2 separate regions of the Homo sapiens genome follow, and region 1 is linked to region 2. The links are chromatin loops, found by intact Hi-C in ENCODE. Cell type or tissue: Caco-2. All regions are shown on one strand. Each heading gives the region's core, and the rest is flanking DNA. Links, peaks and the distances in the headings are about the cores only.

Region 1 (16,157 bases), core at 3,923-11,922, 450 kb before region 2:
TTCCACCTGAAAGAACTTAAAAACAGATAAAATGTACTTTAAAATCCCAGTTTTTGAGACACTGGCCTTAGGTAATGAGGGGCAGTGATCCTGATGAGATGGAAAACAAATGGTGTAAACCCTATGGCTGTGGTCTGAATGTTTGTGTCCCCCTCAAAATTCATGAGCTAAAACCTGCTCTCTAATGTGGTATTCAGATGTGGGGCTTTTTGGAGGTGATTGGGTCCTGAGGATGGAGCCCTCATGAATGAGATAAGTGCCCTCATAAAAGAGGTTGAAAAAACTTGTTCACCCTTCCACATGTGACAGCAAAGCTAGAAGGGGCCATCTATGAGGAACGTGACCTCACTGGATCCAGATCTGCTGATACCTTGATCTTGGACTTCCCTGTCTCCACAACTGGGAGCAATACATTTGTACTGTTTATAAGTTACCCAGTCTAAGGTATTTTGTTATAGAAGCCTGACCACATTAAGAAACCTACCCATCTTACTGCCTTGAGAGAGTTTCTAGGCTATGATGCAGGGAGAGAGAATATAGGTGGAGTCCATTACATTCCCTGAATGGAGGAAGCAGTGCTTAAAGGCTGGGATGACCAAGGTGGCTAGAATTCACAGGATGAAGTACCAGAGAGGAGAAGGCTGGATATCTCCAGAGGCTCTGCCTCACATATCCAGCAGAATACTGATCAAGACATGCATGTGAGGAGGCTGTCAGAGGCCTGAGAAGGAAACACCAGAAAGGATTAGCGGTAACAGTGTCCAGTACTGTCATGGGTTAGGTGTGCATGTTGGAGTCTGTCCTAGGTTAGTGCCTGTTCCAACAACCAGACTGGAAAACCACATAATTTATAGGGCATTGGGCAGAATACACTCTCCCTGTGATTTTTGACTTTCCTTTTGACCATGTGTAACTGAATAAGAAACTTTTCCATGTAAATCTGCTCGTTATACATTAATCGTCTATTGATAAATAAATACTATGCCCTCATGTTTTCTACAGGTAAATACAGATTGGGAAATTGGGCCAACCAGTCTCCATTTCTTTCTCTCACTTCCTCCCATCCTTCCTTCCTTCCTTCTCCCTTCCTTCTTCTTTCTTTTTTTCTCTTTATGAAGCCAAATAGGGTGTAAAACTAAAAAAGACCAACAGACCAGACTTGGAAATGTAAAAATCACCAAATGTCATTGCAAAGAAAAGAGATCAGGAGCTGCCCTTTCTTTAAAAGTGCTGCTCACTTGACCAAGACCCTTCCTTCTTCCAATTCCAGGCAAGAAAATCGGGCCACAAAAAGAAGGACTGCAAATAGAGGAAATTTGTATTCAGATAAACTAGTTCATGAAAAAACAATACACACAAAAAAACAGAACCTTATTTGGGGAGGCTTCCTTCAGTCCTTGCTCATCTCTTATCCTACCTCCCACTCTCTGAAGATTTTTTTTTTTTAAAGGAAAGTTCTTTGGGTATATACCCAGTAATGGGATTGCTGGGTCAAATGGTATTTCTAGTTTTAGATCCTTGAGGAATCACCACACTGTCTTCCACAATGGTTGAACTAATTTACACTCCCACCAACAGTATAAAAGCATTCCTACTTGCCCACATGCTCTCCAGCATCTGTTGTTTCCTGACTTCTTAATGATCACCATTCTAACTGGTGTGAGATGGTATCTCATTGTGGTTTTGATTTGCATTTCTCTAATGACTGGCGATGATGAGCTTTTTTCATATGTTTGTTGGCTGCATAAATGTCTTCTTTTGAGAAGTGTGGCACATATACACCATGGTATACTATGCAGCCATAAAAAAGGATGAGTTCATGTCCTTTGCAAGGACATGGATGAAGCTGGAAATCATAATTCTCAGCAAACTAATACAAGAACAGAAAACTAAACACCGCATGTTCTCACTCATAAGTGGGAGTTGAACAATGAGAACACATGGACACAGGGAGGGGAACATCACACACAAGGACCTGTTGTGAGGTAGGGAGCTAGGGGAGGGATAGCATTAGGAGATACACCTAATGTAGATGACCGATTGATGGGTGCAGCAAACCACTATGGCACGTGTATACCCATGTAACAAACCTGCACGTTCTGCACATGTACCCCAGAACTTTAATAAAAGAAATAAAAATAAATGAATGAATAAATAAATAAAGTTCTGCCTGGACATGAATGAGGGGCTTCACTGCTTGTTTCAGGTCTTGGAACCTGCAGGAAACTCTCACGCTTGAACTCACTGAAGCTCCAATTAAAAATAAAGTGTGGGTGAATCATTTTGCTGCTATGAGTTGCCCACTAAGAGCTGGGAAAAGCTGTCTCAAAGCTGTCCTTCCACTCCACAAAGTCTTTACAAGGCCTCGGAAAGATTTCATTTATTTTAAGACCCAAAGGCCTTGCAGGTAAGCCAATGAGCCAAATCTCGACAACTGTAATATTCCTAAAAATGGGTGTATTCTACCTTGCAAAATGAAGTTGAATGCTCAATATTTTTTAATACAACAAAAATAAGTACTTAGTGGATATTTTTCTAAAAGTATAGCTAAGATCTTACTTATTGAATGTGTAGATTTAATTGGAACATTGGAAGCAACCTCAGTCTCACAAAACATCCAGGCTGTTGCTCTAGCCACAAGAAAAATTTTGCAATAGTTGTTGCAAGTGAGTCCCCTCTTCTAATCTCATGCAAATCCAGTTTCTTTTGTGTTGGAAAAGTGTTTCATGTAGAATGAAAGAGAACTGCATTCTAACTTTTCAGGGAAGCACTTTGGACTATAGCATGTTCAAAAGACAAAAGTTTCACCATTAACAATAACAATCCAAAGACGTAGTGGGCAGTATGGTGTGGTTCAAAGAACCCTCACTGGCTTGTGTGAGCTGGGTTTCAGCTCTGATTCTGAAGCATATAACCTTCAGGAAGTTGTGCCCCTCTCCAAACCTCAGTATTTTCACCCATAAAATGAAATTATTGAGTCCAAGATCATTATTGAGTCCAAGATCAACACTGTAATAAATAAAGAAATGTTTATGTCAATATGCTTCAAAAAGACATTTTATCCTGCCATTTATACTCCTTTACCAGGATGGGGCAGAACCGGGGGTGGGCTGGGAGTCGCGGGTGGAGCACTAACAAAATTTTGGACACAAGCGTGTCTTAATTTAGAATGTGGCTGATTTTACTTTTGCAATGTGTCGTTGATCTCTTAGACCCAAATAGGAGAAAGCATTTACTAAAGCAACACAGCATTTGGAAGAATTAATGCATAACCTCAAAATGGGAGTTGGCGCACTTCTTACCAGTAGAAGCAGCCTCCTTATAATAGCATAAGTAAAATAGGTGGTTCCAAACCTATGCTTCCTTAAGCAGCTTTCTGAAGAACAAGTCTTTCTGGAGATTGTAGAGTCAGTTATTGAATTTCTGTAGCATAAGCTAGAGTATCATTGGACCCATTTAAAACCCAGGTTAATTTTACAGTTTCTCTTCAGATTAAAACATTTTTAGTGTGTTCACCTTTTGTACCTTAACACTGTATTACTTATTGATGTTACCACCTTGTCTTATCTTATCTCACTCCATCTTACCTTTCCTTACCTTATCTCATCCTCTGAAGTCATTACGCTAATATTAAGACACCTTGATAACAAAAGGCTTTTGTTCTCAACAGGACCTTTCTAAGTCCTTTTTTCGCCTCTCCCCTGACATAAAGCATGTACCTTGGTTTTCTTTTCTTTATTAGTTAAGCATTTAGATGGAAGAAAAAAATAAAAAAAGAAACCAAGTAAATATTTTAATGAACACAGACAGATACACATGCACACATGCATTCAACCCCAAACTGACTAGAAGAGCATGCCACTGTAATAATGTGGAAGGCCAGGAGAACTCATGCCTTTTGTTTAAGCAGGTGCTTGGGAACAAGGAGACATCACCCGGATTCAGGGCATCGTGTGAAGATCTGGCTTCACTCATCACTTATTGTTGAGCAATGGGAGCAAAAATGTAGCAAATAATGCAAAGAAAATCCTTCTAAGGGATCTGAGCCCGGAAACTAATCCAGGCAAGTATGACTCGTGTCTCTGTAGTTTATAAGGGCAGATTTCTTTGGTATTTAATTAGTGAATGAGTGGAATCTGTGCATTGAATTTAAGAAGAAAACAGTTTACTTTTTCGTCTCTGAGAAGTCTTGAGCAGTCCAGGAAAGATAGCTAATTGCTCATGGCAATTGCTCACAGCAATCACAACAGCCTCTATGGCATTTCTTGAGTACTACCATGCATCACAATGCACCCAAACTGAGCATGGCATCTGGATAAGAGTCTTCTACTTGCAAATAAGAGTGAGAATTAAAAATAGATTAGGAAAGCATAGTCATCCCAAGTCCTCTGTGGGGGTTATCCATCTAACAGGTGGGCGGCAGGAATAAAAGGGAAGGAGCTGTGGCTTAGCTTCAAGATTTATTTTAACTGGCATAGGGTGCACTTCCACTACAATAGTGATCATATTAAAAATCTAGATGAGTCTACTTGTGAGTACTCAGTCCTTGTGGCCACACTGGGGAGGAAGGAAGGAAGGAAGGAAGGAAGGAAGGAAGGAAGGAAGGAAGGAAGGAAGGAAGTCAGGAGTTTGAGACCAGCCTGGCCAACATGGTGAAACCCCATCTATACTAAAAATACAAAATTAGCTGGGCATGGTGGCAGGGGCCTGTAATCCCAGGTACTCGGGAGGCTGAGGCCAGAAAATTGATTGAACCCAGGAGGCAGAGGTTGCAGTGAGGTGAGATTGCACCATTGCACACTAGCCTGGGCAACAAGAGTGAAACTCCATCTCAAAACAAAAACAAAAATGAAAAACAAACAAACAAACAAACAAACTTTACTTAGTGTAGTGGTTAAAAGCACGGGTCCTAGAGCCAGCCCACCTGGGTTTAAATCCAGACTGCAACATACTAGCAGTGTGACCTTGAGCAACTTGACCTCTCTGTGCCTCATTTCCCGTTCTATAAAAATAGAGTTTTTCTGAGAATTCGAGGAGGTGCTATGAGGAAATTTGTGGTATGATACCTGGCATATGAGAAAAGCTTGTTATGTTTTAACTATTTTTATGCATAGTATCCTACTTTGCAGGTTCTCTATAGTCAATCTTGGAGAAATAATCATGAGCACTTACTTTTTCTCAAATGCTACTTTCTTGGTAACTAGTTAAGGGATATTTCTTTTCCTTTCTCATTATTACTTGCCATGGTTGGTTCTTTCTCAGGTTGCAAAGACATCATAATAGTTTAGATAGTAGAATAATAATAGTTTCCTGAATTTATACACTAGTTTCTCTGGCTTTGTAGATCAGGTGAAGCACCTCTGAATGACAGCCAGCAGCATGTGGTGACTGTGGCTAGGTTATTATTATCTATGGTTCATGTGAGAGGACTATGACTCACAGAGGGCTTGTGTGATGGCATGCCCATGGCTGTAGAGGACATTGGGGGTGCTCTGATTCTCAGGCCCCGGCTTGCTCACCACCCAACTCATACCCGCCTCATCGGCTGTTCACACGTGCACTTCCTGAACTACCACATTCTACAGTGATAATAATGACTGAGTTCTGTCTTATTCGGTAAAGCTCTTGGGTACAGTGGTGATCATGTTACACACATATCAAGTGGTGTGGGAAAAAAGCATCCAGAAGGCAATTTCAAGCATGCAAAATGGGATCACTGACATGGAAAATCAGTGACATCTGATTCCCATTGTGCCAGCCTTCTGTAAATATGTAAGTAAGTGGAATTTTGTCAAAAGGTTCTTAGCTATTATGAATTACCATTGCATTTTAAAGATCAAAATTTCTAAGAGAGTTTTAGGAAAGCCTTGCACATTCATAGTTGTGTTTTTTAGCTCATACTGCTTCTTGAAACCCAAGCATTTTGAAACTTTTGGGATGCTCCTGGGTATGTAGCTTAAAATTGTTAATAAAATTTATAGTATTTGAATGCAAGTAATACATGGTAAAATCTAGAATTATAAGATGTTAGTCTTGCAAGATATATTGAAAGTAATATAGTTTGGTGACCACTCTACTCACCCATTTTATATATGAGGAAACTGAGGATGAGAGATTATTTACTCGTTTATATTGATTATTAGTTTTTATAATAACTATTATTCTCTAATTAGGTTGCCAGATTCCAAATCCACTAATCTTTCCACTTCACCATCCTAAGTTTATGAAACCAAGTAAATTCGGCTGGGCGCGGTGGTTCATGGCTGTAATCCCAGCACTTTAGGAGGCCGAGGTGGGCGGATCACGAGGTCATGAGATCCAGACCATCCTGGCTAACACGGTGAAACCCCGTCTCTACTAAAAATACAAAAAATTAGCCGGGCATGGTGGCGGGCACCTGTAGTCCCAGCTACTCGGGAGGCTGAGGCAGGAGAATGGCGTGAACCCGGGAGGTGGAGTTTGCAGTGAGCAGAGATCGCGCCACTGCACTCCAGCCTGAGCGACAGAACGAGATTCCGTCTCAAAAAAAAAAAAAAAAAAAAAAAAAACAAGTAAATTCAAAATTCAATGTATGTGATGGTGCTAACACAGCATCACTTAGGAAAGCTATAATTTTTTTTTTTTTTTTTTTTTTTTGCTTATGGCTCAGGTTTGGGTCCATATGCAATTTTTTAAAATTCTGCATGCTCTGAAACCTAAATTTCAGAGACAGGAATTTTTTTTGTTTGTTTGTTTCTACCAGTGTGAACCTCCTTAGACCTCGGGAATTGTCCTTCCCTCTACATTTATACCAGTTAGATCCTTTCTTTCCGCTACACCTGTTGGAAAAATGTTACTAACCTCTACCAACTTACATGCCTTTTTTCCCCCTTTCAGCTAGGCTTTTTCTCAGAGAAGTTTTTTCATTCATCCACCTGTTTTGTCAGGTGATTTCTTTAGAAACTATTTTTTTTAAAAGCATGTCCTTTGCTTCTAAGAAAAATTTGATTTTTAAAGATAATAAGTATAGGCAAATAAGGAGCCGTCAAAGGGAAATGGTGGTCACATGTCACACATTCTTGTGTGACCACATTGATGAAACCTGCTCCAGCTCTGCTCACCCGACTCACACTGAAGCGTTAGTGTGGATCATGTTTTAATATTTACTTGTGTGCGTGTGTTTTGCAACATTTTCACTCTCCCGACACAGGTTAAAAGAAACAATTATTTGTTTATTTTTTTTTCCAGTTTGAACATTACTTGATTTTTTGAACCACATTTTTCATTTGAGTGCCATGTTCACTCTGATAACAGATCATTCTCCTGTTTTCATATCTCACTGCCAAAAGGGACTCGCCCGTTATCTCTGATTGAGGCAATTCGAACTTTAAGTAAGCCTGTCTTTATCAACTACTGTTTTAACAGCTGATTAATTAGTGCTGCAGAGATCTAGGGGAGGCCTTTATCTGAAGAGCAGTTCAACCATTAGCAAAGGAAACTTCCTTGTGCACCAGCGGCTCAGATAACAAGGTAAGATAATAGTTCACAATCCTTTGGCTAATGCAAACAGGAGCACTCCCTCTTATCCCAACACAGGGGCCAGAGAGAAATGCTCAGCCAAATTCTCAAAATACCATGATCTTCAGTGGTAAAAACTCTGGTCATTTTGTAAGTGCTTTTTAGAATAGCACCTTGCGATTACATAGGACAGCAGGCATTTGGAAGCTCAAATAATATTCAATAGCTATTGGCTATTTGCAGGAAGAAATCAAGCCCTAGTAAGATTCAGCAATGAGAATGGTTGGGTTTATATCTTATCAATTAAGAGTGACTATGTGAGCTAACTGAAGCAGTTAGCCATGTACTCTTGGACAAGCCATTTACTAACTCATTTGCCCTCTCTGTAAAATGGAGCTAATCAGAGTACCTACCTCCTGACATTATTGTGAGAATTAAGTGAGCCAATGCTTCCAATGTTCTTAGAATTACGTCTGACACATGGAAAATGCTCGACAGATGTTAGTGTCATTACTAAGTTAGGGAAGATGCAAGTAATTTAGGTTCTTCAAATTCTAATAGAATTAGCCAGAGGTTAATTAAATATAAACAGAAAGGATCTGGGTCTGTGGTTGGGCACAGACTGTTATAACTATCACTCCCCACCAGCGCTATCATGACTTCTACCAGCAGCAACTATCTAATCATTGTAATAAGAATTCACAATATTCTTAGCATTTCACATATATGAATATGTTTAATCTTCACAACGTATGAGGAAGATCCTATTTTTATTTCCATCTTACAGCTGATGGAATTGAAGCCCAGAGAGCTGAAATGACCTGCCCAAGGTCACAGAACATAAAATGCTGAAAGAGATTTGACCCCCAGCAGTCTGGTCAGGAACCACAGACTGCCCGCTCTTAAGCACTCACTACTGCAATCACATTATTAATATTACTGCATGCTGAGTGTTTGCTGTGTCAAGCACTTCCCCATGCTCAGAGGTGAAGCAACTTACCTGAAACCTGAGACTAATACATACATCAGCCAAAATTCAAAGCCAGATTTTCCCCAACTCTTTTTTTTTATGCTTTGATGCCTCTTCAGTGTGGAGGTTTAGGGATGTTTAGGGTTAAGGAGAGAAAAGTGACCAGGGACCCAGGAATGAATCATTTGACTTTCTACCCCTTGGGATTCCTTCAGAGGGTCTGGCCCTCATTCTGGATCATCATTTTCCTTGTTGGGAAGGAAGGGCTGGGAGCCTGCAGGGTTGGATTTTCTGCAGGTAGGAGTTGTAGCTCACTCTACATTCTCCTAAAAATGTATTAAATGTAGAAGCATGTATGTGCGGAAATCTAATTTGTTGACCTAATCGTTTTTATTGTACTGAGTGGTATTCGCTTTTTATTTTCAGTGAATGATGCAAACTTGTCTGGCTTTAAAACATTAGTTTACAAAAGGCTGAGTAAGCCCTCTCAGTTACCCAGAAAGAACTAAAGTGGGTTTATTAAGACCATCTAGGACAGAGGCTGTCCCACCAGGTGTTGGCCTACTGACCTGTCTTTCCCATTACTTTGAAAATTTCCTGAAAGAAGGAGGGGCCTTGCTTCATTCACGATTGCACTCCAGCTTCTGCCATAAGCCTTGCACACAGAGGGAAGCATATAGCATAGTAGGAGACCAGTACAGGGGAAGGCAATTTTGTTAATCAGTACAGAGTATTCATGAGAGTTGATTTTTTAAAATTATTATTATTCCTAAGAGATAGGATGTGATTTAACACTTTTAACAGCCTCAGGCAACTCAGAATATTTCAAGGCTGAAGTAGGGAAAAGCCCAAGGCACCCTTATGAGAGCAGAATAAGCCAAACAAATGTTTATAAATGGAGTTTCATCACATTTAAGGAGAGGCAGTACATCATTTGTGCTTAAGATGTTTTTTTTCCAGGTCGGGGGGCGGGGAGGGATAGCATTAGGAGATATACCTAATGCTAGATGACGAGTTGGTGGGTGCAGCGCATCAACATGGCACATGTATACATATGTAACTAACCTGCACATTGTGCACATGTACCTTAAAACTTAAAGTATAATAATAATAAATAAATAAATAAATTAATTAATTGATTAAAAAAAGATTTTTTTTTTTTCCTTTTATATGACATTGAATGGTCTATAGAAGTCTATCAATGCTTTTTGGTTAACAGTGCTTTGCAGAATATAAAAAGTGTAATTAATTTTGAGTGTAAAACATGAAGTCATTTCTCAAGAGTGTAAACTATAAACTTCAGCATCTTAATTCTTCTAGACCTACCCGGGAAATCCTAAACCACTTTTCCTGCTAAATTTCTTAAAGAACCACCTCTGCTCACCTGGTGGTAGATGCATCAAAGGAACTAATTGACCCCCTCAGGACACATCTCCAAACTTCAATCCCTCAACTGTGAAGGAAATGTCACATCAATTATGGAAGAAAGGTGGCAGGGATGGGAATTAGGACTAGGCTACAGGATTTGAGGAACTTGCTCAGCTATGGCATAGACATTTATGGAGCACCCAATGTGGACGAGGCACTGGGGGGGTACAGAGATGAGTGTCTTGTGCCCTCTCCTTCAAGGAATATCCAGTTACAGAAAAAATAAGAAGGAAGGAGAGGGTGGGAACTCCCATCAAAGATGTGCAGGTGAAGTGCTAAGGGAGTGTTGGAAACATGAAGAAGGTGATCTGCCCGGGTGCTATTGCACTATCATTAACACTTTGTTGTAGGTGCAGCAAACCACCATGGCACATTTTTCACCTCGGTAATAAACCTGCACATCCTGCACATGTATCCCAGAACTTTAAATTAAATTAAAACAAAACAAAACAAAAAAATCACTTTCTTTCCGTGGCTTTTCCTAAGAGTAGAAACAGAAAACGTAACACCAGACGAAAATATTTTCTTAGAAACACCAAGGATAAATAATATATTAGTGGAAGGGTATGTATGCATGTACAAAAGATGTTTATATTAGCATAATTTATAAATACCAAAGAAAGAAAACCCCAGAAACATGTCGAAGAGGATTTATTTGATGAGCTACTATGCGGCTGTTTAAAAATCACAAAGAATAATATTTGACAATGGGGAAAAATCATGGTATTTTTGCTAAGGCTCAAACCATGCCTGAAAATAATTATTTGTATAGGTATGTTTGTATATAGTATATGTTTGAAAGCTCCTATACCAAAGGGTCAAATCAGCAATGGTTATCACTGAGTGATAGAATTATGATTGATGCTTGTTCACTGTGAATCTCTGTTTTACAAGTTTCTGGACTAGCATGTATGACTTTTATGGTAGTATGAAAAGACATAAATGTTGGTAAAAGTCCTTCACAAAAATTGCATCTTCAGGGCCCACAAATTTTGGTCAGTCATTACAAGCTTTCTACCAGATTAATTTCATTTATTCTTGAGAGGACTTTTTCCCTTTGGATTGTTCTGCCCTCTTAGCTATGATAGTGATTGAAACCAGACCAGGAAAGCCCTGTTCTGTTGGTTCTGCCTCTATGTAACTTGAGCTTTTTACAAGCGAATGTTTCTTATTTCATTTCTCATGGGAATTTTGTCTCTTCATTCTTGTTAAAATGTTTGCATGTTTATGTTATAGTTGGCTACCTTGTTGCCCCAGGGCACCTGTCTTGGGGATAACCAAGAATGTGGATGGTGATGGCCATGGTGCAAGACTCAGCTTCAGTGGGGGCTGCTCCCAGGATGTCGGGCTCACGGACCCCTCTCATTGATGCCAGTCTCAGGTGGCTCTATCCCTGGAAGGTACAGCAGTGATGATCTACTTCACTTCTATGACCTTCCCCTGCTTCTACCCATGCCACTAGCCTTTGCCCTGCCTTACCACCATCGTCACTATTTCTCCGGCCAAAGCTTCAACCATAGGAGTCCTGAGAACTGGCGTGAAGTAGGGTCTTAGTTGTTCTATCCTTTTAAGCCAACTTTAAATATGACCTGTACAGAACGGGGCCCCACACCCAGAAGGGCCTCATGCTTGGCTTATTGCTCTGCAGTTGGCATCTTAAAATTCTTAATTAATGCAAGGGATACTGCATTGTCAATTTACACTGGGCCTTGCACACTATGTAGCTAGTCCTGATGGTTTGGTCTCCAGCTGGAGATCCAGAGGGGAAAGAGCATGATATTTGAAGTCAGGCAGTCTTATATTTGATACCTAGCTCTGCCATGTAGCTGTGTGATCCTGTGCAAGTCACTTGACCTCACTGGGCCTCATCTGTGAAATAGGTCTAGAGATGCCTACTTTACAGAGTTGATGTTAGGGATGAACATATGTAAAGTTACTAAGATATTTTAGGCACTAAATAGTACTAATTATTAGTATTATTCTTGAATTGTTACAGCTATAAGACACCCCTTTCTCCAAATGTAACCTTGCTCTTTGAGTTTTGTTATTCTCTTGATTTAGGAAATTTTGGTGTTTCTAATGTCAAGCTAGATAAGGTCCAGAACACCATCTACCACAATCTCATGCCGACCCTGAACTGTAAAATCAGGACTGAGCTCTCTGCACTTGTTTTGTCTCCCTTGCATCCTCCCTGTGAAGGCCAAGGTGGTCTTTCTCTTCCCAGGAGTGTCAACTCTGGGGGTCCACATTTCCTTTCCTTTTTTCTCTAGTTGACATAGGAAGTTCCTCCACAGATAGAACTTCTAATAGGTGATTCTAATAATCCAGAATTCCTGAAGTTAGCACTTAGGTCCAATCCTTTTCCTGTCCCGGCTCTAACTTGCTTGCAGGTCATACTTGATCTCAGATCTGCTTTCTGCTCCACCGCCTATAGCTACTGCCCTGATAGCAAGAGTAATTCCTTGCATAGTAGTTCACATTTTAATAGAATTTTATCCTTTTCAGAACATTCAGGTCATTTTTGCATCATTTGATCCTTGAAACTATACTAAGAAGGGGTCAGAGTGATATCACCGTTTTCTCAAATGTGAGAATGAACACTGGCAAGATAAAGTGACTTATTCAAACGTACCCAGAGAGCTGATGAGAAAGTCAAGCCTAGGAAGCATGTAAGTCTCATTCATTCATTCATCAGTTCGTTGAATATCTTATGGGTTTGGTGCCAGGGATACTATAGTAGCAAAAACAGACAACACCCCCACCTTTAGGCATCTTATAGTCTTTTTGAGTGTGATAGATATTAAATAATAATCACAACCATAAATGTAAATTTTCAATTGTGATTAGTACTGGGAAGAAGAGACATCCAGGGCCAGTTTTTGTCTGGTTAGGAGGTCCCTCAAGCTGCTTCCTTAAAAAAAAAAGCAAGATGCAACTCTATGTTCAGAAATTTTATTTATTTGTCTGTTTCTGTGATACTTTAATAAATAAAAGATTTCTCAGAAAGCAAAACAACTTGTTATGTTGGGTAGATATAAACAGCTATAGAGTCTTTTAGCCATTCTCAACATTAATGTTTGGTCAGGGTAATAGACTGCGGTAAAGCAATCTCAGTTATGTGGGTCAACCTGAGTAGTAGAGAACTGAAGAAGACTGGACTGTTTGGATCCTTGTAAGTGATTTACCAACAGAAAACTTTGCTGTTTTAACCCTGCACTCTTAATCTAGAGCATCAGGTAGCATAGCACCTATCTGTTTGGGCATAGAAGGCAGTGGTGGGCCCCACCCACCACCCACCACAGACACCTGATGCTGAGGACCCTCCTTGTTTATCACCATTCTGATCCTATTCTGACATTAATTTATTTATGGAAAAACATTTCTTCAGGCATCATGCCCAACACTGAGTACTAAGAGGAAAACACAAAGGACAAGGTCTCTGGTCCTGAGGAGCTTATTGGAGTGAGACACGAAGAAAACGTATGAATGCAAATATGATTTTAAAGTGTGTACATTTTATGAAGAAAAGAGATAGATACCCAGGGGAAGAATAAAATGGGGGCCAAAGAAAGCCCCTCTGTAGAAGAAGTGATATTTGAGCTGCGATGTAAAGAATAAGATGGAATTCATGCAGGCAAATCGAAAGAGGACAAGTCTTCCAACAGCATGTGGGAAGAAGTATGAAAAAGAGAGAGAGACAGACAAAGACAGTTCAAAGACAAAAGCGCATTTTAGATATTTTTTAAGTTTTTGAGTGTATGCAATCTAATATATGATATCTTTACAATGACCTATGGTACTGCAATAATCAGAAAGTTTCCTACTCTTTGGTTTTTCTGCCATTTATATATCATGTTGCTTAAAAATGTTGAAGGCCACTTTCCCCATCTTTGGCCTATTTTTACTTTTTTCCCCTGCACCAATTTTGTGCTTTGTATTGGTGACACTGACCTTTGAAACAGTACTTCTACTTTCTTTCACTGCCTGTGTGGCAGAGGGGCAACTCGCCATCCTTCCCCTGGTTGTCTGAAAGCCTGTATTCTATGTGTACCAAGTGATGATTTCTTTCTCTTGGCCAAGTGTGAATTACTTTAATGCGGCCCTGAAAGCAGTTTTATAATCTAAAGAATAAACAGATTACTTGTCAAATTCTCTTTGTCTGTTCCATTGTGACCTACTAACATTTACACTGCTTTGTGGAAACATGGCAAAAAGGTTGGTTGCCTACATCAACTATTTCCATTGCAGGAAAATGTGACTATGCTGGCTTTCGGGCAAAGGGTGGCACCCCCACCTCAAGGCCATGACCAACCAATGACAGTGGGACTGAATGCTCAGAAGTTATTCACAATTTTGAATCATTTTAGAAGATGCCCTTGAAAGAATGGAAGCATGGACAAGACTTTTTAAAAATAAAAAACTCCTTTTCTAAAGCCATTGTTTTTGGATTCATTTTTCTCTTATTGTGTTTGGAGAGATGTTGAATATGCATTCTAAGAATCCATGAGTTTTAAATTACAAAAGCCATGGACATGGAGAAATGTTTCTTAGTGATAAAGCAGAGGGTTTTAGAAAATTCTACAATGGCATTGAGAGGCCATATAGCTCACGTCTCAGCTTCCTTCCCTTCTCTATAAACACCTTCAGCCATGGGGACTTTCGATGAAACCCACTACCATTTTTTTGACAGCGTGAAACATTAGGAAATTCTTCCTAACGTGCAACCAGAATCCAGCTTTTTTTTCTATCCATTGGCCACACTTCTGCTCTGCACAAGGCAACACAGACACTTACTCTACTGAAATACTGCTGGGGAAAGAACAGTGAACTCAGTTTCTCTGGGCAACTGGTTTGAATTAGTTATTTCACAAATAACTAATTCAAATTTCTTTATAATTTAAAAAAACCCACATTTCCCACTTTATAAAAAACTTTCAAACATTTTGGTGTGCAAAATATTCCAATGTTGTCTTGTTTTGGGGAAGAGGCTTTCTTCCTAATGGCTTTAAGTAGGAAATTAACATTTTTGTGAATATAGTGGGGTATTTTTTGCATTTCCATGATAATACATTGGAATTTTAGGAAAATATTGTGACAAGAGAGTGTGCTGAAGTGAGTAGCAAGAGTCAACGATCTCTCCTACCTGAAGACTGGATGCCACTGTAGCTTTGCCCTTTCTAAAGCCCTTCTAGCTCAGTTTATCCCCAAAGAACCACTGAGTGCTGGTCCAAATAATTGCCGGGCTTAGCTGCCAGATTCATTCAGAAATTGCTGGTATTGTCCTCTGTAAAATGATATGTTCCTATGATCTCCCACTCTTTTCAGCAAACCAGAATCCTGGATATAATTTGATCTTCATTATGGAGAGGGAGACTGAATTAGATAATAGAAAACCTGAAGAGTTTAAGTAACTGAGGATCAACCTCACCGTTCCCCATCCGGCTTTTCTCCCCAGCTGAGGTGGTTGTTTGAGGCTCAAGTTAATTTGATAAGAACCGGGGAAAGAATATTTTGAGTCCAAGATGTGAGGCTAAGGGCTTTCCCTGTCCAAACTCCCATTCCTGAAATGTCCCCAAATCTTAGGTTTACATCTTACAAAGGGAGATGCCAGGACTGCTTCTTTGTATGAGTAATGCTGCTCTCCCGCCTGCCTCCGGGAGCCTACAGGTAGCAATTTGCCACATCCTTTGCGTTTGACAGAGGGCTAAGAATTAGAGGAGGTGTTTTGCTCTCCTGTCACTTGTCTCCTCACAGTATAATTATCTGAGTTCCTAAGTGCTGCAGTGATATATGAAGAAATCCAAAGAAGAAATACAATATGTCTTCATTGTCTTTTGTCATTAGCCCTCAATTAAATATTTCTTACCTTGGGCTAAGGTAGCATGGGGTGGAACAAGCAATGGGCTGCAAGCCAGAAGAGGTGAGTCTTAATCTCTCTTCCACATGCATTAGCTGTGTGTCTTTAGTCTAATCACTTAACATCTCTGAATCTTGGTGTTTACTTCCATAAAACAAAAAGATAGACTTGATTATTTCTAAAATTCCTCTTGGGGCTGAATTTAAAAAAAAATTCTTGTGACTATAACTTGCATTTAAAATCATGATGGAAAAAATACTCTAAACACCAAGTGAAACTGGTTAAAAGCAGTAAGTCAGCTAATCAGATGATTATCTATTGAGGCTTCCTCTATAATCTCTAATTTTGCAAAAGATAATTTCCAACCCATGCATTTCATAGTCTTTATAATAAAGTTCTAAGAGC
Region 2 (16,157 bases), core at 3,592-11,591:
AGTTTGAAAATGTGTTGTTTGGATGACATGAGACCAGAACTACCCAGACGGCTTTAAATATTGTGGTCTCTAAGAACTGCTGAGGACTGACCTGCTGAGAATGACTGAAATACTTCAAATAGGCTTTTCTCCTGGTTAGAGACCAGGTGTTGCCTTTTTTTCTTCCATAAATAAGTAATACAAGAGCCAGTGTATTGGTATCTGAGATTCAAAGCTGTTTCTAAGCTCAACTAAGTTTGCTGCCATACAGTTCGTATCAGAATTTCAAATTAAGTGTTTTCTTCCCCAAACCAATAAGAAATTCAGGCTTGGATTTGAGTCCAAATCTGAAACTAATGCCCAACAATCTTAAAACCTGTCCTTTGAAGCTTTAGATCATTCCCATCAACATGAGCAGGGTTTCTGCAGTAGATAAATCCTTCAGCTCAGAAGAAACTGAATGGCATCTGATAATAAATAACGTGAACCCATAAAATGACAGCAAGCCATTTCTCTGCCTCAATGCCACTGTTTCTTGCTGAACTCTCAGCATTGTCTCTACAATCTGCCACACACATATGTTGCCATATCACAAGAGAGCATGAGGAAGATGTATCCATATCTGTATCCTCTCCATTTTTATCTATAATACACTACTCAGCTACTCTTAAACTAATGAGTCATTTCACCGAGGGCATTTTTTAAGGTGTCACTGGGTGGCCCTACCCTAAAATCTACCCCACTTGGTAGATTAGATTATGTAGTAAATATCTTAATTTAGTTCAGAAGAACCTTGCTAAAAATGCTTATGACCTTGTCATACTATGAATCATGTACACACCAAATGTAAAAATATTCTGATTTATCAATTTGCTCTGTCAGAGAGTTTATGTATTAAATATTACAGTTAGTTACACTTTGCCTGCATGGGCTCATCTATACAAAGAAATGCACTAGAGGGGAATCAGATGATAGCAACCTAAGTGACACAGATTCAGTTTATAACTTCAAAGCATGGATGTGTAAAACTTTTTTTTTTGTTTTTCTTTTTGAGGCGGAGTTTTGCTTTTTCACCCAGGCTACAGTGCAGTGGCACGATCTCGGCTCACTGCAACCTCCGCCTTCTGGTTTCAAGTGATTCTTCTGCCTCAGCCTCCTGAGTAGCTGGGATTACAGGCGCCCACCAACACGCCCGGCTAAGTTTTTTATTTTTTAGTAGAGACGGGGTTTCACCACATTGGCCAGGCTGACCTTGAACTCCTGACCTCGTGATCCACCCGCCTTGGCCTCCCAAAGTGCTGGGATTACAGGCGTGAGCCACCGCGCTTGGGCTGTGTAAAACTTGTCTAAAACTAAAGCTGTTGGAGGCTGCATCTCCTACGTCTACCATCAGTAGGATCTTTGGGCTGAACCAAGAAACACCACCTCTAATTAGTTCAACTGTCATCAGGGAAGCACTGCATCAGGCCAGGTATTTTGCTTTTATTCAACTCTAGAAGAAAATGGGACAACTTGGACTAATATAAAAAGCCAACATTTCAAATTGGCTTCATTTCTCAAGATCTTAGAAGCTCCCAACCCACTGAGGCTATTTTTTGGCAACCTTATTCTAGCTCCAAACTCTCCTGTTAACACAGGAGAGTTTATCCATTATCGTAGTCCGCAGGCTTCTCCATAGCTGTAAGTTGACATTTGGAAATTATGTCACGCCAAAGAGCCCCAAACCTATCCAGGAACCAAGTTATTTATTTCTGAGGCAGCTGTCAATTGTGGAGGTGGAACAGAGAAGGTAAGAACTAGGCACATAATATCCGGGCTGGGAGTGGCTGACCTCTGATTATCTATCAAGGAGAGGTGACTGATGAAAACACGTTCATTTCTTGGATGCTTGATCAGTGTGTGAATTTGCCTTGTTTACAATTAAGGGAAATGATTAAACCCCAGCCCAGTCTTAAACACTGAAGAGTTGTATTTAATTTTTGTAAATGTGCTGTATTAAGCTATCTTGTCCTTGATTTCCAAGATACAAATCACATAAGGTCAATACTGCAAGTTTGATGATTTGCCTGCATTCTTAATCACATAGCACAGAGACATGAAGCACTGAATGTAAGGGATGTACTGACAACCCCAGCATATATGGCTCTAATATTTTAGGGTCAGGCCAGGCGTGGTGGCTCACACCTGTAATCCCAGCACTTTGGGAGGCCGAGGTGGGCAGATCACGAGGTCAGGAGTTCGAGACCAGCCTAGCCAACATAGTGAAAACCCGTTTCTACTAAAAATACAAAAAAAATTAGGCCAGGTGCAGTGGCTCACGCCTGTAATCCCAGCACTTTGGGAGGCCGAGGCGGGTGGATTACCTGAGGTCAGGAGTTCGAGACCAGCCTGGCCAACATGGTGAAACCCCGTCTCTACTAAAAATACAAAAATTAGCTGGGCGTGGTGGCACATGCCTGTAATCCCAGCTACTCGGGAGGCTGAGGCAGGAGAATTGCGTAAGCCCGGGAAACGGAGGTTGCAGTGAGCCGAGATCATGCCACTGTACTCTAGCCTGGCCGGCAGAACGAGACTCTGTCTCAAAAAATAATAATAATAATAAAAATAAAAATACAAAATACAAACAAATTAGCTGAGCATGGTGGTGGGAGCTTGTCATCTCAGCTACTCAGGAGCCTGAGGCAGGAGAATCCCTTGAACTTGGGAGGTGGAGGTTGTGGTGAGCCAAGATTGTGCCACTGCACTCCAGCCTAGGCAACAGAGCGAGACTCCGCCTCAAAAAAAAAAAAAAAAAAAGGTTTATTTCTTTACATACTTCATACTTGCACTCACTTTCTCTCTCCTCTACCCCCAACAGGAAATATTGCTTTCTCTGACCCTCTGCAATCTAACCTTAACACTACAGAAACCATGAGCTGGAGATAACTGCTTGCTTGCAGTACTATTTATGAAACAGTCTCTTTTTTTCTTCCCTAGGAATCTATCCCAAAGGATTGAGCAATGTGCTGTGCTGCTACTCCACTAGATCTGAGTGAAAAGGTGGGTGCTGCAAGACCATCTTAACCCTTGCAATGGTCTGGCCAGCAGCATCTGCTTTGTTACCTAGTTCCGTGAGCTCATTCTCAGCTTAATTTTAGAAACATATCTAGGTCTACATTTATCTATTTAAATGTCCTCCAGTGTTTGTCAGTACTGTGCCACTGGCCAGGTGCGGTGGCTCATGCCTGTAATCCCAGCATTTTGGGAGGCCGAGGCTGGAGAATCACCTGAGGTCAGGAGTCCAAGACCAGCCTAGCCAACATGGTGAAACCCCGTCTCTACTAAAAATACAAAAAAATTAGCCAGGTATGGTGGCAGGTGCCTGTAATCCCAGCTACTTGGGAGGATGAGGCAGGAGAATCGCTTGAACTCGGGAGGCGGAGGTTGCAGTGAGCCGAGACCGCACCATTGCACTCCAGCCTGGGCAACAAGAGCAAAACTCCATCTCAAAAAAAAAAAAAAAAAAAAAGTACTATGCCACCAATCCTGGCACATGTGTCTCTTCTATGTAACGTCTGTCATTACACAAAGCATTATAAAAACGTAATTTGCAACCTTACAATATACCCTTACTACAGAAATCATTACATTAGCATAACAAGCACAAAGTTCCAAGGTAGTAATTTGGTTATAGGTCTAAAATCCTTCCAGTTCCATCAGATTTCTATGGACGTATGGTATTGCCCTTCTGCAACTAAGGGCTGGGTCAGTGGATCTCTTGCATGAAGGAAGTTCTGCTGGGTGAACAGTTTGTCCTTAGGGACTCAAAGTCAGAGTTGGAACATTTCTTAAAGAATCAAGATACCTTCATCTCTTTTTTTTTCTTCCTCTTTTTATTTCTTCTTGACCACCAAGGAAACATGTCTTGAAAGGTATTCTTCCACAGGTGTTTCATTAGACATGTGCAAATATCAGGATTTATCTCATAGGCAATACAAGCACTTTTGGTCTTCCTGCTGGGGGATGGAGTTTGGGAAATTTGACTTCTATCTACCCTGCCATTTGTGGAGGTACAGATTAGCCGCAACTCTGCTGAGGCAGGATTGGTGGTGGTGGTAGGGGTCAGTAAGATTGAGATGTATTCAGATGTTAATTTACACCTGAAAAGACAAAATGTAGTCACCCCATTGGGGGTGACTTGAGTTTCTGCTGAATAACAGCCATGAGTGCTTCCTTGTGAAAGATGAAAGTTGAAATTGAGGGGGCAAGTAGTCTGAAAGTTATGGGAACAGGAAGAGAAGGAGCAGGGACAGCCTTGATGAATAAAACAAAATGAATTTAGCCATCAGTTGTAAATCTATTTTCAACTCTTCCTTCTCAGTGAAGTTTTAAGATACAACGGAAGATGGTAATTTCCACTTTACTAAATATTTGGAGATTGTCTATGGAATCCGAAAGTGTTGGTGTGAAATAAGAATGAAGAATTAGCCTCACTTTTCTGCCATTTGGATGGGTTTTCTTGTTCCACATAGTCTGTTTAACAACTGCTATCCACCTTGCTTAATGGAATCCCTAAGTACCCCGGGAGTAACTAAGGAAAAAAAAATCCTTCTACATTCCACCACTGCCTTTAACCTCAAACGATAGTAAAGGGTTCATTCAGACCCCAGGACCACACTGAGGCATTAATTAGGCTGATGAAATCCATCGAAATGTATGGATTCAGCATAATCAAGTTTCTACCACAGACTATCGTTAAGGAATACGTGAGCAGCTGGGAGAATAGAAAGTACTGTTAGAGTTAAGTCATGCATGTAATTGAGTATATTTAACATAACCATTTTAATGATCAGTGATTAAAAGTGCATCTTACTTAAATGGTATATCCTCTGCAATTTGTTCATATCAACTTGATAATGTTCTCAAGAGGAAAAAGTAGGGATACACATTTCTAAACAAGATCTTGTTTGAGTTTGGGGGAAAAAAGCAGGAAAGTGAACTAGAAAGAAAAATGTGGCTTTTGCATGCAGACAGCTACATGAGTGTGATATAAATTAATCACTGTTGTGGACACCTTCTGTGCTCAGTTCATACAAAGTATTAGGAATATATAATAAGTGATTTTGTTATTCCTCAAAAAGAATATATTTTTCCTTAAAGATGCTTTCTCTGTTTGACATTTTTTTTTAAGGGGGCAGGGGTATTGCTGCTCAAATCCTGTTGATTTTAAGAGCTTCCCTTAAGATCCTGGGAGGTTCATATTTCCAATTCTTCTTCCAACCTGTTGGGTTGGCTTATCTTAGTGGAACTTGCCTCTGTGAAGATAACAGTGGGAAGAAGAGCAGGCATCACACGGAGAAAGATGCACCCACATATGACGGACCAAGAGCACAAACAGTTCAGAAACCCGCAAAGGGGAAATTAGCTGTTCAAATCAGCGAGGGGCCTGAACCAAAAGCCCACGCGTTTAGAGGCAGACTCTGCTCTCCTCTATTCACTCGGACCTGGCCAGTTAAATGGAGTCATTGTGGAGCCATGCACAAGCCAGCCCCACTCCTTTTGTCGTATTTTCTCAGCTTTTGTGCTCAAAACACGCAAATCACTGATTACTTTGCCCAGGAAAGAATCGAAGGAGAGAGGTGGATCTAGATCTACAACCAGAAGTGTGTAAATCATACAACACCTACACATCTATGCAGGCACTAATAAAAGTGAGGGTTTAGAAGGGATGCCCAGCTCCCAAAAGTTGCTTCACAGGGCTCTTTTTATCTCCCTTCACCCCTGCCCCCACTCCTATAGAGAAACAAATCTATTCTCCCGCTCAAAATAGGGTTGAAGAGTGGCACATCTTGAATGTCGGGGAGTTGCACCAAAACTTTTACAAACCTGCGAGAGAAAGGAAGCCACAAGCACGTAAAAGTATGTTGGCACATACTATTCGGCTTGCTGCAAACAAAACAAAAATGTTTTCAGGGAAAATTCATTTGATGCCTTTCTTTTCACCCAAAAGCATGTTTTCTTTGGCTTGGAGGGACAGCTCTTGGGAAATCAGGTCTCTCAAGGAGCACTCCCACCCCCAACGTATAGTCTATAAATATAGTGGAAGAGCCATGCCAGGGGTAGTAAGTGCAAGAGAATCTGGAGTCTTGAAAGCATCTTTTTCTTCTGGCTATGGTGGCACTTAAATGATAATGCGGGCAATGGAGCTGGGAGATTTATATCTTTTGGAAAGTAGGGCGAGCCAGATGGTAATAGCGTCATTAACACACAAACTTGGGATGTGCAAGTGAAGCTTGAAATTGGGAAAGAGATCAGGAGAACAAAGGGGGCTGCTGTTGAAAGGCTACCCCTCTTCTGCCGGGCAAAGCTAAGAGCCCCTTGGTACTGGGGTCTGCTCCTGCCCAGAACTGGATAATAAACGACAGCTTTCCCCCTCCCCTGTTGTGACTTAGAAAGCACCAAGAAAACTTTTGCAATAGGCAAATTCGGCACTTATTATGTGTAACCCTTTGTAGTCTGAAGTGGCAGGAATGGGCCTTTAATCCAACTGCACTTCCACCCCACTCCCTACCCCAGTTTGATAAGCCCTAGCAATTGTTGACATTTATTTTATAAAATCAAAGTGCCGCTTGTTGTATGTTTCAGACAAAAGTTCATTTCCCTCCCCTTATGTAAATACTCTAAGTAAATATTAAAGGTTGAACAGCACTACATTTTCATTTTGGTGACAGCGGTTGGTGTGAAGGTGCTGAGGGGGGTTAAACTCTAGTTTTACTTTGTAAAGCTTTAACCTTTACGTTAACTCCCACTGAGTAGGTATAATTCAGAGAGAACAGAGAAGGCATTAAGACAAGATTAACAATGGCATTAATAATAATAATGCATGTTTACAATAAACACCCCCACACACCTCTATAAACAGGCAAGGAGGTATGAAACTAAAGAAAATGAAATTAATAACATTGTTCTCCTTTTTATAAACACAAAGTATGTATGTAGGTACATACACACACACATACATATATACACACATATGTATATGGTTTCTAGGAAGACAGCAAGGGTAACTAACGGTCATTAAGTATTGACTGGCTTGAGTGATGCCTGTTAGCGACTAAAAGTTGACGAGGTCTAAACTAAAATCGAACGTTTTTCTTTTTATTCTTTAAAAAAAAAATACTAGAGCTCTTTAAAAGCCCGGAGGACTTACCCTCAGGGATTATTCAGAGAAAAACTGAGACTGGCCGTTCGTCACAGGCAATTGTAAAGGGTTTCAAAGGGCCGATCAAACGATCGCCAGAGTAATCTACATTCAAGTCCGGATGATGGTGTTACGGCACACACCTGCGGGGTGTTTGCTGTCCGTGCCCCTCGCCGAGCTACAAATCATCATTAAAGCGAGCTGCTTAAGCTTCTTCCCAGCTTCTAGACAAGAGTTACTTGGGACAGTTCACTTTGATATTGCTGCAGCTCGCAATTGACAAGCAAGCTATTTTGGAGCTCAAGCCAGAGCCCACATCCTAATGCGCTTCGCGAAAGTAAGCAGGGTGGTTGGGGGCAGGGAGGGGTGAGCAATTGCAAAGGTCTGTCTCTTTCGCCAATTTCCAGAGCAGAATCACCGCAAAAATGTGTAGGAAACCAGGTTAAATCAGCTGAAACCCGCCTTGAGTTTCTAGTGAGGGCCCTCCCAAAACTTCTTTACTACAACTTTTAACCGACCCATACTGTGGACATAATCTCACCACCTCAGTTTCCCTCCTTCCTTCTCTTAAGTACCCACAGTCGGGTCAGCACCCAACCTCCATCAGGGTTGGTATCTAGTTTGAAACTTTCACTTTTGGTTCCTTGGTTTGCGATTATTTTCCCCCTTTTTGTGCGGACTGTGCCCTCGCTGCTCTCACTGCCCTCACCTTGAGGGGGAAAATAATCCGGAGTTGGGTAAAAAAGAAAAAGAAAGAGACTTGAGGGTCGGACAGCTGGAGGCGGGGAAAGGGGGGGGGTCGATGTGGGTTTCTGTCTGCGTCTGCCTGAGTGCCTGCAAGCCCTCGGCAATCCGCGTGCGACCCACTGGCGGGGGCGGGGTGGGGGAATTAACCGGCTATCGGTGATGCCAAGATCAACACTCGGAGCGAATGTATCAATAGACCAATTTTCTGCTCTTACCGCGAGCTTTTTCGTTTCAATCCAGAGTGGAGGTGTCTGCGCTGCGCAAGACGCAACAGCACAGTGGCGTCAGGCAAAAAAAAAAAAAAAAAAAAAAAAAAAAAGAGGGCGCTAGATGCGGGAGGCGCAAATATGGAAATTAACTCATTAGGAAGGGGTGTGGTTACCGCGAAGCCCCCTCCTCCATCCCGTCCTTTCTCCCTTGCTGCCACCGTCCCGGCTTGCTAAATATGAGATTACAAACAAACAAATAAAGCAGAAGCTGACTACGCAGTCCCAGATCAAACACGCTCCAGATAATTCGCTTCACTCAGCGCTGCGGCCAGATCTGCAGCTCAGCGCTGGCCCCTGACGCCCGCCGGTGTTTCAGCGCCCCCTCCACGCCAGCCCCGGCTGCCGCAGCTCTGAAAGGCAGGGCCCGCGGCGGCGTTTCGAAGGCACAGCACGTGGCCCTGACGCCCCGTTTGGTATACGTTTTAAAACATCAGACAAACGCTTCCACCAATATGGTGACCGTCTGAGGCCTTCTGCTGATCTCAGAGGTCCTCTCCTAAATGCTGCCTGAAGAGGATGAGGGTGGTGGTGGTCTCTGGGAGAAAAACAAAAAACAAAACAAACTAGAAAGTAATGTCCCAGAGTCCCTGGCCAAGAGGCTTTTCCCGGGGCGCCGCACTCCGCGAGAGGTATCAGTAGTGGAGGGCTCCGAGAATACGGAGGCTGGGGCCTGGAGGGGGTCTGAGCGTTGAAGTCCCGAGTTGCGATATTATTAACCAAAGACCAGGTTACCAAGATTGAGGGCGAGGAGGCTGGAGAATCTGCAGTGCATAATTATGTGCCGAAATAAAATGTTTCAGTGGGGGGAAAGGGGGTAAAAAGAACACGCAAAACCTCTCAACACCCCCACCCCACCCCGCCCCAGCTGCCCTGCCCCTAGGTCCTCAAAGCCTGCCTCTGTGCAGGGCTAAGGGAAAAAATGGCACTTTTATGGTTTTCCTTCCTGCGTGGCTCGCCTCCTTGTCCCTGCTCCCTGCCTGGCGCTCCCCCAGCTGCGGGCCCCTTGGAGGAAGGCTGCCCAGTCCCCTCGTCTCCCGCTGCCTGCAGGCCACCGAGTCTCAAAGCACGCATTGTCCAGCGGGGGCGGGGAGGCCAGCAGACCCATGGAGAAGAATAACACTGCGCCCAGCTCCTGTTAGGGAAAGTTTCCCAAATGCACTCCTTGTGGTAACATACTACTTTAAAAGATGGGGGGGCGGGGGGGATACGTTTTGAAAATCCGCTGCTTTCTCCAATTCTTCACCCTCTCCCCGTCACTTTTTAGGTCCTGAGAAAGAGAGTGGACCGGGAAGAAACTGGAAGGTGGCATGGAGGGCCAAAAATGTGAACCTGACTCTAGAGCAGTCAATGTGATGGTTTTTAAATGCAGGTGGGAAGAGTGAAGGGGGGATGTCTTCTCCCACGTCTGGTTGGGAGACAGATGCATGGCCGGTGCGCTGGGGGTTGCAGGAAGACTGGGCCACGAGGGCGCGTGTGCAGGCAAAGCATTTTGCACCTCCTGTTTATCTTAGAAACGGGGCGGAGGGGGGTGGGTGGGGAGCGATTGTTCTGCTTCCCGACAGGCAGAAGAAGTTGAATAAAATGGAGAGGCGGGCACACGCAAAAACAAAAACTGCTGCAGGCTCAGAGTCTTTCTCCTTGACCCGAATTCCAAATGGTGGGGGCTCTTCATTTGCAAAGGACTCCGATGTCTGAAGACCCCAGAGACAGCGGTCCTTCAGTGACGGCAAAAGCCGCGATAGAGACCGTTAGAATTGGGGCTTTTGGGGCAAATGTAATTAATCTTTCATTCGAGCAGCGGGGACCCATTCCTTCTAGGCGTTGTCGTCTGCATTGTAGTTCTCTGAGTTTCATGTGCTCTTCCAGGCGTTTGCAAAATAATGGCTCAGGTCCCTTGCAAAACTCTGCCTGAAACAAGTATATTCCAAGACAGTGCGGTAGCGAATAGGTTTTAAAAATCAAATCAAAACAAAGTAAAACCAAAAAAAAAAAAAAAAAAAAAAGTCCCAGGCCCATGCTCTTGGTGTCCAACCACCAAAATGAGGGAAGGGGAGAATAAGTGGTTGTGGCTATTTGGGAGTCGCGCTAATTTGGTGTGTGGACTTAATGCCTTAACGCTAAATCGGCAATATAAAGGGCTGAAGAGCAAGCCCGATAAAAGCTCTAATTACTACTGGAAACTTTAGGTGGTTGCTAGGATCTGAGGACCACCACCACCACAAAAAAAAAAAAAAAAAAAAAACCCTCCAATAGAGTGTTTGGACTGCGTATATGGGGGTGGGGGGTAGAGCTTGTAGAGGCGAATAGTACCCACATCTGCTGGAACTTCCATATCTAAGCTGTTCATTTACGGGAGCCAACTTATGAAATCTCCACAATTAGATCTTCATTGTTCTTCCTCCACAACACTGTCTAGAAAGAAAAGGTCTTCTCGGTCGGGGCCAATCCAACGAAGCGTTTGACGTTATTAAATAATAAAGCGATTGTGATTTACATTGTTGTTCAGAAAAAAAGGCCAATTATCCACTGTTATGTTGCCATAAAGATCATATTAACTCGAATTAGTAATCAAACAATATGCGAGCGTTTAAAAAAGTACAGCCGAACTGGGTGACAGCTACCGCGACGTCTTCACTTTCACCAGTACACCCGCGCCGGCAGCGGGAGCGAAAAAGGCAGACGCCGCAGACCCGAAAGGAGGGAGAGAGCAGCAAAGTGGTGATTAACGGCTCCAGTGTTAATTATTCTCAATTAATCCCAAACAGTGCAAACCTTCCCTGGTTCCCTGCAAGTTCCCTGGTTCCGATGCTCTGAGAATTCTGCCTGTCTGGGAGGAGTTTATAAGAACTACGGAAGAGGCAATTTCCACACAAGTGTACCTGTGAGCAAAGGGGGTAGGAGTGCAAGTGTGTGTACGCATGTTGTGTGTGGTGAGTGTGATTGTGAGGTTCACTACCTTTCTCAGAGCCTGGCGTGCACCCCGAGGTAGATGCCGTGGTGGGCAAGGCCCGCAGCATCTTCACGACCCTAGTGAATCTTGCGTCTTCTCTACTCAAATCACCCTCTCTCGTCCTCTGTTATTAGGTTTATAACTCGTTGCCCACTTAAATTTGTGCAGCCAACCACGGAAATCTAAATAGGTTTGAGTCGCCCCATGGGTACAGAATGGAGGCTTTAATAAGAAAGATTAATTGTGGGTGTGTACCGGCCGGAAGACGCGTTAGCTATCAAGTGGCGGCTGGCTGTGGGTCGAGGGGCGGGAGACGCCTCTCCTAGGTCTAGACGTTAGTAGGCGCCGTAGGCATACTCTAAACGCGGGCCACCTAGCGACTCGTAGTCACAAGCAAGCAAAGGGCTACACAGCACTCTTACCATCTTTTCCTGTGTTGAGGTTTTAAATAACTTGTCCTTTACTTACCCTGCACATCAAATCTTCTCGCCCTGCGCCCAGCACCGCCAGACCCCGCATTCCTGGTGTCCATGCGGAGGAGAGGGGACTTGTGACCGCTCTCCTAGGAGGTCTACCTATTCCCGCCCCCATCTACTGAACAATATTTAGGCGAATGATTGATACGTTTTGCTCCTGGGGCTAGAATGTTGATATTTTTTGTTGCCGTGATGAAACATGTGTATGGCTACATGTGTTTTTTAATACACACATGTAAGCAAGTAGGGAGTAATTTTCCCCAGAGAGATGTTTCAGCAAGTCAAGGCACAGGGGAGAATCAGCCAGCGGCAGGGCCGCGGGGATCTCTCCAGGCGCAGTGGTGGCACTGAGGGAACTGTCCTTGCCCGCAGTGGTGGCACTGAGGGAACTGTCCTGGCCCTTTCCTCACCCCTCCCTCTTTCAGCTAAAATGTTCAGATCCGGGACTAAGAAGTGGCGAAGTGGGCGGGGGCAGAGAGGAGTAGGGACTGGGTCGGGGATGAAGGAATTGGCTAGAATAGTTTGTCTAGTAGTGTGCCCCCCTTGAGTAATTCCATTTAAAACTTGAGGCACCAAGGCCTGGGCTTCAACAAATGTAAAACGAACTCTTGGAAGGTCCAGTCCTTGCAGCAGCAGGACAGCCAAAAGGTGGTCGCATCTTTGTTCAGAGTTTTAAAACAGTTGCTGCCTTTCCTAACCCTCTTGTTTTCCTCCACACCCCTCTTCCCAGTAAAACCAATTCAAAAGGGGGCAGAACTCCACTCCACAAGATTAATGTTTGTTAATTTGTAGGATTAACCATCTCATGAAGCATAATAAAATACTAGAGGTGCTCTTACCTTTAAATAAATACATAAAATTTGTGCCTTCTCTCCTTTCCTGTTTGATCTCTCTCAGGACATGGAAAACAGTGTCTTGGAACCTAATAAGTCTTAGAAGAACTTTTAACTCAGAGTTTTCACATCATCTGGGGTTGCTGTGGGCATTGGCATTGGGAGAGGATGTGGAGACCAGCTTACTTTTAATATCTATAGCTATACATTCTGGTTTGGAACTCACGATTAAAAATCTATTTGTTCCTCCCAGGGCTCTGCGGATTTCAATGTTGGTCATAGGAGCCGCAAAATGTTCATTAAAGGAACCTAACCAAGGCTACTGTATGGCCACTTTGTGAACTCAGAACTATGGATGGGGGGAAAAGTATGAAAGTGTGAGTTGATGTCACGCTGGCTGTCAGTGTGTGGTCTATTGTGGAGAATGGTGCTTTTTGACTGAACAGAGGGAGCCCCCCTCCCCCCTTCCCCAGCTCTACTGCACCTGCACTGGATGAGGGAGTCCCTGCCATTCAGCCCATCGCAGATTGTTCAAACAGAAGACATCTCTGACAGCACTCAATTCATTACATTTCTTCCTGCTTTTCAAACCAACACACACACACACACAAAATGAGTATTGCCAGCCAGTGACAGCCAAAAAAAAAAAAAAAAATCTTAAATACTTTATATGCAGCTAATTTGGAAGCTCATACAACTAACCATGAAATATTTTGTATCCTTAACTTGTAAGGCTTCCTGGGGGTGGGGGGAACGGTTGAAATTACCTGATTTTTCCAATTGAGAATATATCTCCATAGTTTATACGGGGATAGTAAGTTTGTAGAAAGACACTGCTAGCATGGGGCAGAAAGACATTTCGATGAGAATAAAAGCAGAAATGTGCAAAAGAGAAAAGCCTCTGATTTATCACAGCAGATGAGCCTGTTGATATGCATTCATAATTTATGCTGGGGGAACCAGCTTGCTAATAGAGGTGGGGTACCCAAGAACCAGGAGTGGGCAGTGAGGGAAGTAAGAGTGGGTAGTAAGGGAAGCATTGATGCTGAAGTGTAAGCTAAACATTTAAATCAATTTCTTAACAAGGCAGTCTTCCCCCCATATGCTCAAGTTTATTTTGCCATCTTGGATTCCAAGATGTTTTTGCACCATTTCACAAAGCTGATGAGACAGTGTTTAGAAAGCTGATGAGAGCGTGTTAGTCTAGTTTAACAGAAGTTGGGGTAAACAAACTCTCAAAGGGAAACTTGATTTTAAGATAGTTTCCTTGGAGGTGGGAGGAAGGAGAAATAGAGAAAGGGAGGAGGGCCTTGAGAAGGAGAAGACAGGTTTGCCATTTAGTATTCCAGACTGATTAAACTCTAATATTATGCAATAACCCCGATTTGAGCTGTTAAGTGTGATAAAATCGACCTGGATGTGAGCTGATACTAAACTGACTGCATGCAAAATATTGGCTAATCGTTACTCTGTGAGATCCTGGACCAATATCAGAACATAAGGCCTGCTTTCCAGGATCCTTTCCATTGGAAGGGCATTCAATAAATCAAATTGATTTGAGAGTTGGAAAGAAAACTTGAGAAGTGCATCTCCCAGAAATCCAGAAATGCCCAGGTGCTTTTCCCTAACAAATACTTCTATGCCACTTACACACATTCCACTGACCAGATAATCTTTCCTCTTATCTACAATTTAAATCACAGTTCTAAGAAATTCTCTCAGCAATACATGACTCTAAAAAGATTTTTAAAAGCTATACAAATTCTTAGGAATAGAGGGGAAAGAGAAAATAGAACTAGTGCAGCAATGGTAAGCCTGGAGCAATTGTCCTAACCATGGCTGGATATGAGAGCCAGAAAACTCTTCTAAGTCCATTTCTTAAATCGCCGCTGAAACTTGCACCGGGTTAAATAAAGCTATGGTGTGCTTTGTAAAGGCATTTGTCGTAATTTGTCGACCGTCTAAAAACAAAAACATACAAACACAACAGAAACAACTCATTCAGATCCCACAACAAATTGTGGCTAACAAACTAAATAACATATATATATTTGGAAGAAGGGCGGTCCTGTGACGAGAGTTGTGCGCGTGACTATATACGTACTTAGGATTATGGTTACTTGTATATGTGGTTATGTTCTGGAGACGGGGTCTGGGGGGCGGCCAGGGGCCTCGGGAGCCTCCCAAACTGGGGCTTGGTAGTGGTGATGGAGCTGGGCTGCACTGGCCTCGCCCTGTAAGCGTTCGGATTGCCCTTTCTGGAACACTCAAACGAATCATTTCATCCCCGGAGCCCTGCAGGCCCTGACGTCACGAGGTGGGGGTGGGGGCGCAGTCCCGCTTCTGGCCTGGCCGCCAGCGATAAGAACCCTTGGGAAGAATTCACCGCTCCTTATTTAATACAGTAATTATTTTTCTGCCTTCTGCGGGTGGGGGCGGGTCCTGCCCGGAATGCCGGGATCCCTCCCTTCAGGACGATGCCCAGGGATGGCAAGTTTGCAAGATAACTTCCTAGGCAAATCTTAAGTCAGAGAGAGCACTGGAAAAGTAAGAAGGGTGGTATGAACAAGACTAATTTCACTGTCCAGAGCCAGGAAGGCCAGAAAGGACCGGGGTTTCTGTATTGTTCTCTGTAGTCTAACGTGAGAACTGCTTCCCTTCCCTAATTCTGCTGGGCAGTAAGTAAAGTCATGCTTATCAATTAAGCCTGTTTTGTCAGGCACTCTGTATTCATCTTCTTCGAGGTAACTATATATTATCCCTATCTCACAAGTGGGAAAGTGAAGGGTCTGTATCTTCCCATCCCTACCTGCTCTAATCCAGAGGGGCCCAATATTCCAGGGATCCCAGATTGCTCCGGGGGCTTCCCCCAGCCCTGCCAATCCTCGGCCTCTAATCGGGAAGAACCGAGCGAGATCACTAATACTGAGATTTGGCCACAAACAGGGACAAACATCCCCTTGGGTAGACAATCTCTGATGTGGGTGGGAATCTGGGGCCTAGACACCGTCTCCCGTGTCACGAGGTCAACATGGAGAGGGCTTGGGCTGGGGCGCAGGAGGCAGAGGACTCTGGAGTGGTGAGGGCCCCAACGCCTCGGGAGACTTTCTAGACTTGTCTGACGCGGGTCGGTGCCTGAGGGAGAGGGAATGCGACCGTTTGAGCAGAGCCCGGGCAGAGAGAACTCGAGCCCCACACAGCACCTTCTTGGGGAGCCCCATGGGTGAGGTGACCCGGGCCGCGGTGACGTCAGGTCCACCCGCCGGAGCTCGTCAGCTCGGCCTCAATTTGCCCGCGCGTCGGCTCTCAGCACTGGGCACTGCGCGCTCCCCAGGGCAGCCGGCGGGAGGCCGGCGCGCTCACAGCCCGGAGCCGTGGCCCGCGCGGAAGCTGGGAGAGCTAGGCAAATGATAGTTCAAAGCGCCGAACTCTATATAAAACAGTGCACCCTTCATTCTGTACACGCAGGCAGACTAGGGTAATAAAACGAAGGACACCTCCAGCTTTCAAATCACCTGACACTTCTTTGCAGAGTAGAACAAGCATCTCAAGTTCAAACGCCTAGGTGAAGCAAATATCTTTGCATCCCGAAATGAGAAGACATTCTATTTGCTTTAGGAGAGAAACTGAGCAAAGTGCTCAAGGAATCAGAAATATCACCATTATACCAAAGTATAAAATAAAATCCATCTGAACTCCGAATAGAGAAAGAGAGCTTTCTGC

Evidence for each region. A loop is a pair of places that touch in the nucleus more often than their neighbours do. Peaks named below come from ENCODE experiments on the same cell type or tissue, not always from the same donor. Only the 100,000 strongest peaks of a DNase experiment are listed, where the experiment ranks them.
Region 1: it touches region 2 in a loop (5-fold over the local background); 2 of 110 quality-filtered maps call a loop at or near these places.

The regions. Positions count from the first base shown.
Region 1 is chr3:182,172,121-182,188,277 of GRCh38, reverse strand. It overlaps LOC105374243 (a long non-coding RNA gene), which reads left to right and starts at 5,516. Exons shown (of 6, transcript XR_924758.2): 1 at 5,516-5,776; 2 at 7,405-7,509; 3 at 11,132-11,295; 4 at 12,401-12,564. In Caco-2, for the core only: no CTCF peak of the experiment used is centred there; DNase peaks (open chromatin) are centred at 7,087 and 7,477.
Region 2 is chr3:181,719,060-181,735,216 of GRCh38, reverse strand. The region is part of intron 6 of SOX2-OT (SOX2 overlapping transcript); the gene reads right to left. Among named protein-coding and RNA genes, the nearest start is that of SOX2, 15 kb to the right of the region's middle. RefSeq lists an enhancer at 6,891-7,629. In Caco-2, for the core only: a CTCF peak has its summit at 8,471; DNase peaks (open chromatin) are centred at 8,026 and 8,366; H3K4me3 peaks cover 1,556 bases.